2 separate regions of the Mus musculus genome follow, and region 1 is linked to region 2. A link is a loop called in an ENCODE intact Hi-C map of the cell type or tissue named here. Cell type or tissue: gastrocnemius. All regions are shown on one strand. Links, peaks and the distances in the headings refer to the core of each region. The heading gives the core; the rest is flanking DNA.

Region 1 (5,384 bases), core at 330-5,329, 77 kb after region 2:
GTTAATCAGCAAAAGTCCCCCAAATCCCCCAGAGCCTTAACCAATCACAAAGGCACCCATACTCCTCGAGATAGAGCCAATCAATCAAGGTAAAGAAGGGTGAAAGTCACCCACTCCTACCCTACCAGGCTTAAAATTGACCTTGCAAAGTCCACCCCTCTGACTTCCATCCCGGTGTATTGTTGACCCTGCATGCAGTTCTCTGCAGAATAAACGTCCTTTGCTATTGCAGTCTATTTGAGTCTGGGTTATCATTCTTCACAAATCACAGATCCTTATATTGGCATGACCAATCTGTATTTGATTAGTATTAACTGAGATTTGATCTTTGTGTCTGGAAAACAGAGCTGAGAGTTCTCCCCCACCTATTGCTGACTAAAAGAGTATATAGAGAATCAAATCCTTCTGTCATCTCAGTAACTGAAAGTATGTGTAAGCTATTAATAAAAACTCTATTCAAAATAAAGAATAATTTGGCATTTTTAATATTAAAAGAGATTTATCTCTTATGGGGAAGCGTATGTTCTATGCTTAGCTTCTTTCCACATCACATTAAGCATTAGGCTCATCAGAGGAATACAGTGGATATGTAGTATGTACCTTGACCTTTGGAGCCTATTGTCTAAATGTTACACAGGTTCGTAGATGCAATTACAGCATTATGCTGCCCCAGATATTTGATAGCCTTTGCAAAAAAAGAGCTGCTAGTTAACAAAACCTCTATTATTTGTACCATGTAATTATGCTGAAGACATGGACTGTCTTTTGTGGGGGGGGGGAATGCGTAGTCTATATACAGCTCTCTGATTTGGTCATGCTGAGCAGTGTTTGAGGGAGAGCCAACCATGTTCCGAAAAGAGCAAGTGGCCTTTGAAAATAGCTTAGCAACTAATAGGACACACACTTTCTCTTTTTTTTTTTCTTTTTTTCTTTTTTTTTTTTTTTTTTTTGGTAGGTTACACTTTTTTTAATTTATTTTTTTATTAGGTATTTTCTTCATTTACATTTCAAATGCTATCCCAAAAGTCCCTCATACCCTCCCCCACCCACTCCCCTACCCACCCACTCCCACTTCTTGGCCCTGGCATTCCCCCGTACTGAGGCATATAAAGTTTGCAAGACCAAGGGGCCTCTCTTCCCAATAATGGCCGACTAGGCCATCTTCTGATACATATGCAGCTAGAGACATGAGCTCTGGGGGTACTGGTTAGTTCATATTGTTGTTCCACCTATAGGGTTGCAGATCCCTTTAATTCCTTGGGTACTTTCTCTAGCTCCTCCATTGGGGGCCCTGTGATCCATCCAATAGCTGACTGTGAGCATCCACTTCTGTGTTTGCTAGGCCCCAGCATACCCTCACAAGAGACAGCTATATCAGGGTCCTTTCAGCAAAATCTTGCTAGTGTATGCAATGGTGTCAACATTTGGAGGCTGATTATGGGATGGATCCCCGGGTGTGGCATTCTCTAGATGGTCCATCTTTTCACCTCAGCTCCACACTTTGTCTCTGTAACTCCTTCCATGGGTGTTTTGTTCCCAATTCTAAGAAGGGGCAAAGAGACACACACTTTCTATCCTCCTGAAAGATGAGTGTTCTCAGAAGGCCATTGGTACTTGGCATGGCAGTTTTGAAGGGCTCTGTGCTCTTCTGAGGACTGATACCACTGTTTTGTGTGTATTTTCTGTTTGTGAACATCTCTGTAAAGATTAAAATTGTCTTCTTCTAGCATCAAAATACGATAAAGAAAAATCATACAGCTAAAAATGATGGAAAGACGTTCTGACTCATACAAATGGAGTCATTTGCCAGATTAAAAGAAAGGGCTGGTGAGATGAGCCAGTATATTAGTGTACTTGCTGCTGAACCTGATGGCCCAAGGTCAATTTTTGGGACCCACATGTTGGAAAGAAAAACTCAACTTGCCCTCTAACTTCCTGTGTAAGCTATCCCCTACGCAATTAAGTAAATATGTAAAATAAACTTCACAATGAAAACAGTAGTCAGCTACTGGATAGTCACACCTATTCTAATCAGACACTTTAGTAATTTTCCATCTTAATTTCCAACTGGTATGACAACTCTAAGTTTATATTTCCTGTTCTTCACCTTAGGCTGTGTTATAGACTGAACTCTTACCTCTCATGTGATTGTATGTGGAGATTGAATGCAGAACTAGATGATAAAAAAGTTCAGTGAGGTTATAACAGCGGGATCCTCTGTCAGTTGCTGTTGTATGCCTGTTACCAAAATATAGTGTAAAGGAGTGTGCTTACTGTGCTAAAGGTCCTATGTTTGATAACTATGGTGTAGGAGGCTCTGTAACTCATGGCACATAGACAAGAAACAGTGAGAAGGACGAGACTGGGGACAAGGTATGCTCTTCTCAGGTACTCCAATGGCCGACATCTTACTACATTTCTAAAACCTCCCAAAATAGCATCACCAACTAGGAACCAAGCATCTAAAACATGCACTTCGGGAGGTTATTTCAAGCCACATTAGACTGTAATCCAATAGGCCCAGTGTCACTGTAAAAAGGGAGGAGGCACCAGAAGCACCCGCCTCCTTTCTTTCTGACTTTCTCTATAGAGATATGGCTGCATGCCAACACATTCAGATGATAGCTGCTTACAATCCAGGGAGGCCTCACCTGAAGCCAATCCTCATGGCACCTTATGGCACCTTGATCTTGCACTTCTAACCTCTACAACTATGAGAATCTCAGACTTCCTACTCTGCGTTATCTGACTACTCTGGCCCAAGAGAAATGATGGATCTGTTTTGCTTTTCTTTGGAACAGTTGCTACTGCCTGCCTTAGGAATTTGTATGTTGGCTTGCATATCTGAATGGCCGTGTAGACAAAGTTGGTAGAGTTGCTGTACACCCAAGCTGGCTTCTTTTGTCCTTTTCTCATTGCACATCCTTTATCTGCTACATGGCCTTTGAGGCCAGCCACTTGTTGCTGTGAGCTCCCCTAGAAGGAACATGTAAGACAAGAAGTCAGATGCAGGACAACAGGAAGGGAGTAAAAGAAGGAAAGGTAGCCAACCAAGAATGTGGCATTAGGCCAGGCACCACGTGGGCAACTGGAACTTAATCTTGTGGTGAGACTCTGGGAAAGCTGTGACACACGTGCAAGCTCTCCACCCTGAGGGGTAAGGGTGGTTGGTTAGTCACCAACCTTTGAGAGCCACGGGTGTGCCACTACAGGCAATGGGGACTTCCATAGTTCCAGAAACAGTCAGTGACGTTTGTCTCAGAGGCTGAAAGTCTGGGACTGCGCAGCAACAAAGGTGAGCCCTTACTGTGTTTGCTATAAGCCTTGTTCTCCTGTCTATTGGGCACGACTGCCTAGCAGAACATTTATTGGCACAGAGAGAAATAGCAGCTCGTTCTTGCCTTTTAAATCATTAGTTCTCTTAGTCTATGGTTGTGGGAAAATGAAGCTCTGTCCTTGAAAAGCAATGGAAATAGACTTAAAAGTTCATTCCCATCTCATTCAAACTACCTAGAAGTACAAAATGTATCCCAGTGATCTGCAAATGCCCTTTGGATATATAGGGTGTGTTGATTTTCAAGTTAATGGCCATGGGATCAAAGTTCTGGGCTCCGTGTCCCTGGTTTGACCTCCCACTTAGGCATTGACACTTTCTCTTAAGCTCAGCACTGGCATTGCTTCAAACCTGGATGTTATTCAATACCAGGTTTTACAAAAAACTCCACCTCCCTTTATTTATTTTTCTCTTGGATGAAGCTTTTAAAAAATGTTAATCTATAGATCCTCCTCCTCCATAATTACACTTGCCAGAGAAGTAGGAGCCAAACAATTAAATTCCCCATAGGTATTGGGTGTAATAATTCCTCATGAATCAGAAGATTAAGCGTGGCAACAACAAATGGAACAAGATGGTCTGAGCTATGTTTTTCCTGCAGAACAGCAAATAGTTGCAAATCAAAAAGCAGTTCTCCTTAATTACCACCGTATGAGGCAGTGGGCTAAAAGCAGGTTCATTTGGTAATGTTTTCTGTGTGGTTACAGTATGTACACACAGTGCAGGCCTTTATGCACTGTCTAATAGACAATATTATACACTAGGGTACTGCTGACATTCATTTTATGTGGAGATACAACTGGTACACCCAGGACCCTGGCCTCCAAGCTGTGTGCACACCGAATGGAAGGAACAGTTTTGCTTGCTCCAGCCAGGCAGGACTATTTATACTTAAACACATTCTTCACGACTTACAACATGCGATATTAGGTGACAGTCCGTGAGCAGGACAGGCTGCAATCACGGACCGTGATCTCAGGGAGTCTTACAAGCCACAGCTTGTAGGCAGCTTCACCAAGTTGACACATTTTCTCTCTCTCTTTATTCTGGAATCAGCAACCCTGCTGCTCTGCAGGCCTTGGGGACAGGCACTCTTACAGCAGGAATCAGAGAACCTGGTGTAAGAAAAGGAACCGCCGAGCTGGAGTGTTTTACCCCCTTTCTTTGCTCCCCAAATTAGACCTATTTGTTTATTACGATTGGTCTAACAGTTTAATTAGCATTCCATGTTTTATTTTTTAAAATTTCTTTAATCAAGGTTTCTAATGGAACAAGGCAACAAGCCAGGCCAGTAATGAGTCTCCTCCATCCACTCTCAAGTTAAATACTTGCTGAGATTGCCGTGGGTTTCCCAGGGACAACTTGGTACCAATGTGCTTTCACTTATCATCAGGGTTATCGGGTCCTGCTCATCAATGCATACTAATTGGCAGTAGGTGATGTATGTATTTATGTAAATGTATCTTATGTATGGGTACCCATACTTTTTTTTTTAAGTGAGAAGAGATGACTGTTTCTGCAATGAATTTGTGACATTGTGAGGGACGTCTATGGGGACAGATGGTTCACAAGATCTACTGACTCACGCCTGCAAACCCATACCTCACCCTCCCTGCTTCTAGAAAGATCATTTGAGATATAATAAGCAGGCATTAAAAAAAAACTTGCTGGGGAAAAAGTGCTCAAGGATGTAATCCCTTAGGTTCCGTAACGAGTCGAGGTGTTTAGAGGGACGGCAAAGGTCAGGCACATGGTTTATTCTGTTTTCCCCAAAACCCTGTCCTACTTTGAGGTGCAAATGTAGATAACTTAAGCAGTGTTAAAGAAATTATGCAAATCCTAATTGCGCACAGTTTTCCTTTTAGCTTTTTTTTTTTATTTTACATTTAGACTAACTGTACTAATTATTTGAAAACCTTTTCATATCCCGCACTTAATAAAAGGAAATTTTATGCAAACAATGAAAGAGAATTTCAAAGCAGTAAGTGAGGGTGCTGTGGTTTAGTGGCTTCAGGGGCTAGTGGCTCTGGAGAGGAGTTTATGCCTCATC
Region 2 (5,384 bases), core at 308-5,307:
AAACTGGGGTGAATTTAACATGGCCTGTCCATTGGGATTCTTCTTGGTGAGATTCCCCTGTTAACATTCTTTCCCTCCGGGCAAAAGGCCGATCTCCTGCTCATGGAAGTCTTTAAAAACACCTTAGTTTCTGATGCTGTGGTTACCCCCACCTGCTCTCATGCCAGCGGGCTGTTTTCCAGGCACTGTCCTGAACCCTGGAAGGGCTTTTATCACTCAGTGGTGATTAGTAAGTGTTCTGCCCACGGGTGTCAAGTCGCCCTACCTACATGGCAGCCCTGTCATTTTAATGCCATTGGCTTTAGGAATGAAACTCTGCAGCTCACGACACCACGTTTCTTCAGACTGTAGTGTCGTCTTCCAGAAAACTAACAACAATTCGCCAAATTCCCTATAAAGCGCAACTCTCTGACATAAGCACGAATTTAAAAAACAAAATGGCATTAAAAAAAAATTGTTGATGTGTTCTGGAATTTGGGAGACTCACAGTCAGTTACCACTAGATGGCGGTAGTGATTTTAGTCTGGGAGAATTTAAAGCGTTTCCTTTTCTTGCCTAGCCCTGGTTATTGTTAGCAATGCACCAACCAGATTGTCCATGTCTTCAAGGAGAGTGGTCTTCAGAGTCGTATAGAAAGGTAGTCCCTATATTTATTTCAAAATTCCCATCCTTGGAAAAGGTAAACCAAAAGGAAAGCGGCTATAACTAGTGTGTAATGAAGCATAATAAATAAATGACATAAATATACCCTTAAACTCAGGGCAAACTTCTATATTGTACATTAGCATAATTAGCATCTCTTCGTGATGAAATAAGTCAGCATGCTGATGTTTTATAGCCCCTTATAGAGTCCATTGTCTTCCCCAGTCGCAAGCAGCTTGACTGACTCCATTTCCACCCCTACATGTTTATACCATGCCTGCGCTTTAAACATCAAGTACCAACACATTTGCTTTCACTGACTTCTGTTTTGAAAAGCCCTGCTTTTGTATTTTTTTTCCAAAGGGTAAACTTGAAACTCAAAAGAAGGAGAACACATGTAACTGCGAATATCGCTTCACGAAGGGCAAAGTGGATATCGTTGCAGTCGGTTAGAAAGTAAAGCCCTTCACCTCTCTCGCTTTCTTTCTTTTCTTCCTTTCTCTTTGGTAAATGTTGTTACGTTTCTATAACTGTAGCAGAAATGTTAGAATTATCATAAATGAGCCTTTGCGCACGCTGTTATTTCATCTTCTGTAAAAAAAAAATTCAATCATATTCTTAATGTTTCTGTCTCCAAGCCAACTGTTTAATGCTCAAGGCTTTATTGCAGACTGCAGCTCAGACTATTCATTTATGCTAACGGTACAGCTTGAACAATACTGTAAATTAAAGAAAATGTAATTTTAGGATTTGTCTTATAATTTACCATTTTCAAAAAGCACTCTCTGGAGAAATTAATAGCTTAAATATTACTGGAATAATGAGGATCAAGTTTGAGGAAAATATAGCTTGAAAGTCTATTACTGAAAATGACGGAAATAGGCATTTTTGTATTGCTATCTGAGCAAACATAATACCATACCATTTATCTCTAATTATCCCCAAGAAAATTCATGAGAAGCACTGGAAAAAAAACAAAGAGTAAAGACTTCAATGGATCTGTTATTCTCTTGCTTTCCCTCACCTACTATTTCTGTTATTATAAATATTAACAAAAATCAGCAAATAGGAGTAGACAGAGAAAACAGAAGGCCGATGCATTCTTTGGGTCAACAAAGAACTCTAGGCTGCATATCGAAAAATCTTGGGCCTATTATTCTGGGAAGATATTCTTACAGATAATCCAAATGTTCATTTTCAAATCCATTCATGTTCAATGAAGTGTGTGATGTTTTTCTATTCAAGTTAAAGAAAGCCAGGTTGAGAGTTTATCTAAATTCGGCTAATTATGTTTGGTCAAGCATTGTCCCTGGCACAAATATTCCCCACATCTTAAAAATTTTGTACTTTTAACAGGCTTCAGCTACAGGGGCCATTGGCTGTGAAAGAAGAAATTTTAATTGCCCAGGTATACGGAATGAGGAGAAGACCTTTATATTTTGTTTTGTTTCCTCCTGTCCAAAGGAGTAGTGGGATTTATTAAACACCTACCTGCATCCTAGAAAGGTAAAATAGGGGCAAGCGGAACCTGGAGTGTGGTTAGCTGCTGTCTGCACTCAGCTTGATAAAGTTTGGAGCTTTGTCTGAACGGCAGGTTTCTCTGACAGACGCTTGTGTTGTGTGTCTCATGGCTCTGCCATCATTTCAGCTGAATAGTTTTATCATCACCTAATTAATTTTAAAATTATACCACAAGGGACAGACACAGCACCTTGTTTTGTTTATACCCATGATCTGGAAGCATTGAAGCCTCTCTCACCATTGTCTCTCCTAACTTGCGAGCAAGGCTTCTCTCCTTTATAAATGTAAGCTCAGGAGAGAGACGAGAAGCAGGTGGACTTTTATAGCTCTTCTTGCCAGTTGGCATGATTCATTAAGAGTGCGAGACCCCGGTGCCCCGATCAATACAGTTACATAATCTTTACCTGGAAGCTAATCACCTCACACACCCACTACAAAAAATGTAACAATAAAGCTATTTTCATCTTTCAAAGCAACTCTATGTAGCTGAAAATCTAAACTACATTCAGACTAATGTAACTTCAAATGTTACCTTTCTCTTTATAGAACTTCTTACCTTGAAAAGACAAGTTAGTTATATTGCATAGAGAACATTTCTCAGGTACTCAGCAGATACCTTCAGGAAATTGAAGCTGGCATCATTAGCTCCCAGCCTAACAGATAACAGTAGCTCAAGGGAAATCCATTCAAGCCACGTTTACTACATACATACATTTCTCTTAAGACAATTCAAATTCTCACAGATTCGAAGAATAAAAGTGGGCTTAAGTGATTTTTTTTTTTTTTTTTTTTTTTTTGGTAAACGATAAATGTAAGCACCAGCAAAAGTTCCATAAACCAAAGGACACAGGATGACTTTTTGATTTTGTAATTAGTTAGTTTTGAAAATGAGTTTGCCTAACTTCTGGCCATTTGAAGGATTTAGTGATAGAAGAGGAAGCCCTATAACCTCAGAGGGCACGAGCTAGAATCCAAGGCAGGTTGCGACAGAAAGTCAGTATCTTTTGACAACTGCTTGGTGAAATGAGCTGGTCTCAGTCCAGTGGACAGATGTCTCTATTGCAAAATGCTCTAATTGGCAGTCTGAGCAGCAGAGCCAAGAACGGAATGGACCTGGAATCTGAACCCTTGTCTCACTTTTAAGAGCAGCAGACAGAGGTTCACATCTAAAGGAAGCGTAGAATTTTTTGGTGGCGATCATACACACATTTTACAGATAAACAGAGAACTTGGAGCTTTAAAGACACCAGTCTGATTTTTCAATATATGTAAGCACTTTAAATAAAAACTTTCCAGGTTGAAGCAAATGTTTATTTCTTTTCGCTATCAATTTATTATCACAAAATTACATACAATTAAAGAAAAGCCTGGAGCTGGACAGTAATGTGGTAAAAACAGATTGATATTATATGCAGGAAATATTGCAGTGAGAAGAGACTTCAGAATAGACATGGGCTCCATTCCCAATACAGCATGGAGAAATGGAGATTTATAGCCAAGGGAGGGGGGTGGGGTTAGTGGAGGGAAAATTATCCAGAGGAGACACCAATGGCAGGGGAGATTCTGAATAACTTGACAGATTTTTGTTGAAGTGTGGCAAGGTGGAAGTGATTTTACACTCCCTGGGTTCTGGAGGACATTGGCATAGCAACTTCTTTTAAATCAAGAGACAACCTTCTATCTTGCTAGGAATCTGTTACATAGATAGACAGGATGCTCTCAAGGGAAGTAAAACACTCCATCCTGTAGGGAAACTCTTTAAGCTTAGGGAGTAGACAACTGCAAAGCATTAGGAAGTGCCTGAAACTGACCAGATTCACTAGGCCCTTCCCTCCCCAAGTATGTAGAAGCAGTAAGCACTGCTGAGAGATGATCAGACAAGCTGAGGTGCTTGTCTAGAAGAGGCATCCTCTAACCTGTTGTGCTACCTTCAGGGTGTTCCAGAAACTCACGGTGTACAATGACTTCCAGGGTTACAGCTTACGTGAGTTGTCATCCATGCCTATATAGGCTTTTGTGATGGAGCTCCCTTTTAGTAATTTCTGTCCCTCAAGTAACCCCTCACCCATACTTCTATAAGTAAACCCAACACTGGTTTTCTTCCTTCCTTCCTTCCTTCCTTCCTTCCTTCCTTTCTTTTTTTTTTTTTTGAGACAGGGTTTCTCTGTGTAGCCCTGGCTGTCCTGGAACTCACTTTGTAGACCAGGCTGGCCTCGAACTCAGAAATCTGCCTGCTTCTGCCTCCTGGGTGCTGGGATTAAAGGCGTGTGCCACCACGCCCAGCTCCAACATTGGTTTTCAAGTTGAACGAGTTAGTAGCATTTGCTGCCAATCCCCTGTCGAGGATAAGCAGACATCTATTTACGTTATCCTAGGAATAGTGTCACATGGTAAGAGAAGAACCAGTCATTTTCTCATGAGTCCAAAGAGATGAGATATCAGGGGTGGAGGAATTTTTTTTTGTCTTTAAAGATATTTTAATTACTTCATTGAGAATTTTATACAACATACTTTGATAATTTTCACCCTCTCTCCAAGTCTTCTAAGGTCCACCCCACTTCCCTTATCCATGAAACTTTGTGCCCTTTTAATTATATCACCCCATCAGCCTTCAGCAGATCATGGTTAATTTCTGAAAGTTAATGCTTTTAGAGAACACTGACTCTTCCTCTTCTAGCAGGTAACAATTAACAATCCCTCTCCAGCTAGGTATGTGGTGTTGTGCCCAACTCTCCTGTCCAACTCTCCAAGATAGAATTTGGTCTGTCTTGGACCTGCACAGGTCTTGGGCATGCTGTCCCAACCATTGTGAGTTCATAAACACAGCTACCTTGCTGCATTTGTATTTTCTTGTAGTGATCCACCACTTCTGGCTCTTGCATTCACTCTGCCCTCTCTTCTACAGCAATCCCTGAGTTTCAGGAGGGGGAGTTCAGTGTATATGTTTCATTTAGAGCTGAACGTTCTGCAGTCTCTTATTCTGTGTACTTTGAGCAATTGTGGGTCTCAGTGTTTATCACCACATTTTGTCTATTGCAAACAAAAGCTTCTTTAATGAGGGCTTAGAGATGTATTTTCTATGGGCGTAACAATAAGTTATTTGAAGTCAGTTTAATACCATGTCAATTTAGCATAAGAATAGTAGTAGGTTCTCTCTTTGGGTCTATGATCTGTTTATCTAGAGAGTTTTTAAAAATCAATAATGATGCCAGGTATGGGTT

Evidence for each region. A loop is a pair of places that touch in the nucleus more often than their neighbours do. Peaks named below come from ENCODE experiments on the same cell type or tissue, not always from the same donor. Only the 100,000 strongest peaks of a DNase experiment are listed, where the experiment ranks them.
Region 1: it touches region 2 in a loop (3-fold over the local background); 6 of 42 quality-filtered maps call a loop at or near these places.

The regions. Positions count from the first base shown.
Region 1 is chr12:51,194,236-51,199,619 of GRCm38, reverse strand. No RefSeq gene overlaps it. Among named protein-coding and RNA genes, the nearest start is that of Gm34745, 40 kb to the right of the region's middle. In gastrocnemius, for the core only: no CTCF peak of the experiment used is centred there; a DNase peak (open chromatin) is centred at 3,064; H3K4me3 peaks cover 332 bases; H3K27ac peaks cover 2,485 bases.
Region 2 is chr12:51,271,502-51,276,885 of GRCm38, reverse strand. No RefSeq gene overlaps it. Among named protein-coding and RNA genes, the nearest start is that of G2e3, 74 kb to the left of the region's middle. In gastrocnemius, for the core only: a CTCF peak has its summit at 492 (motif pointing right); DNase peaks (open chromatin) are centred at 477 and 3,208.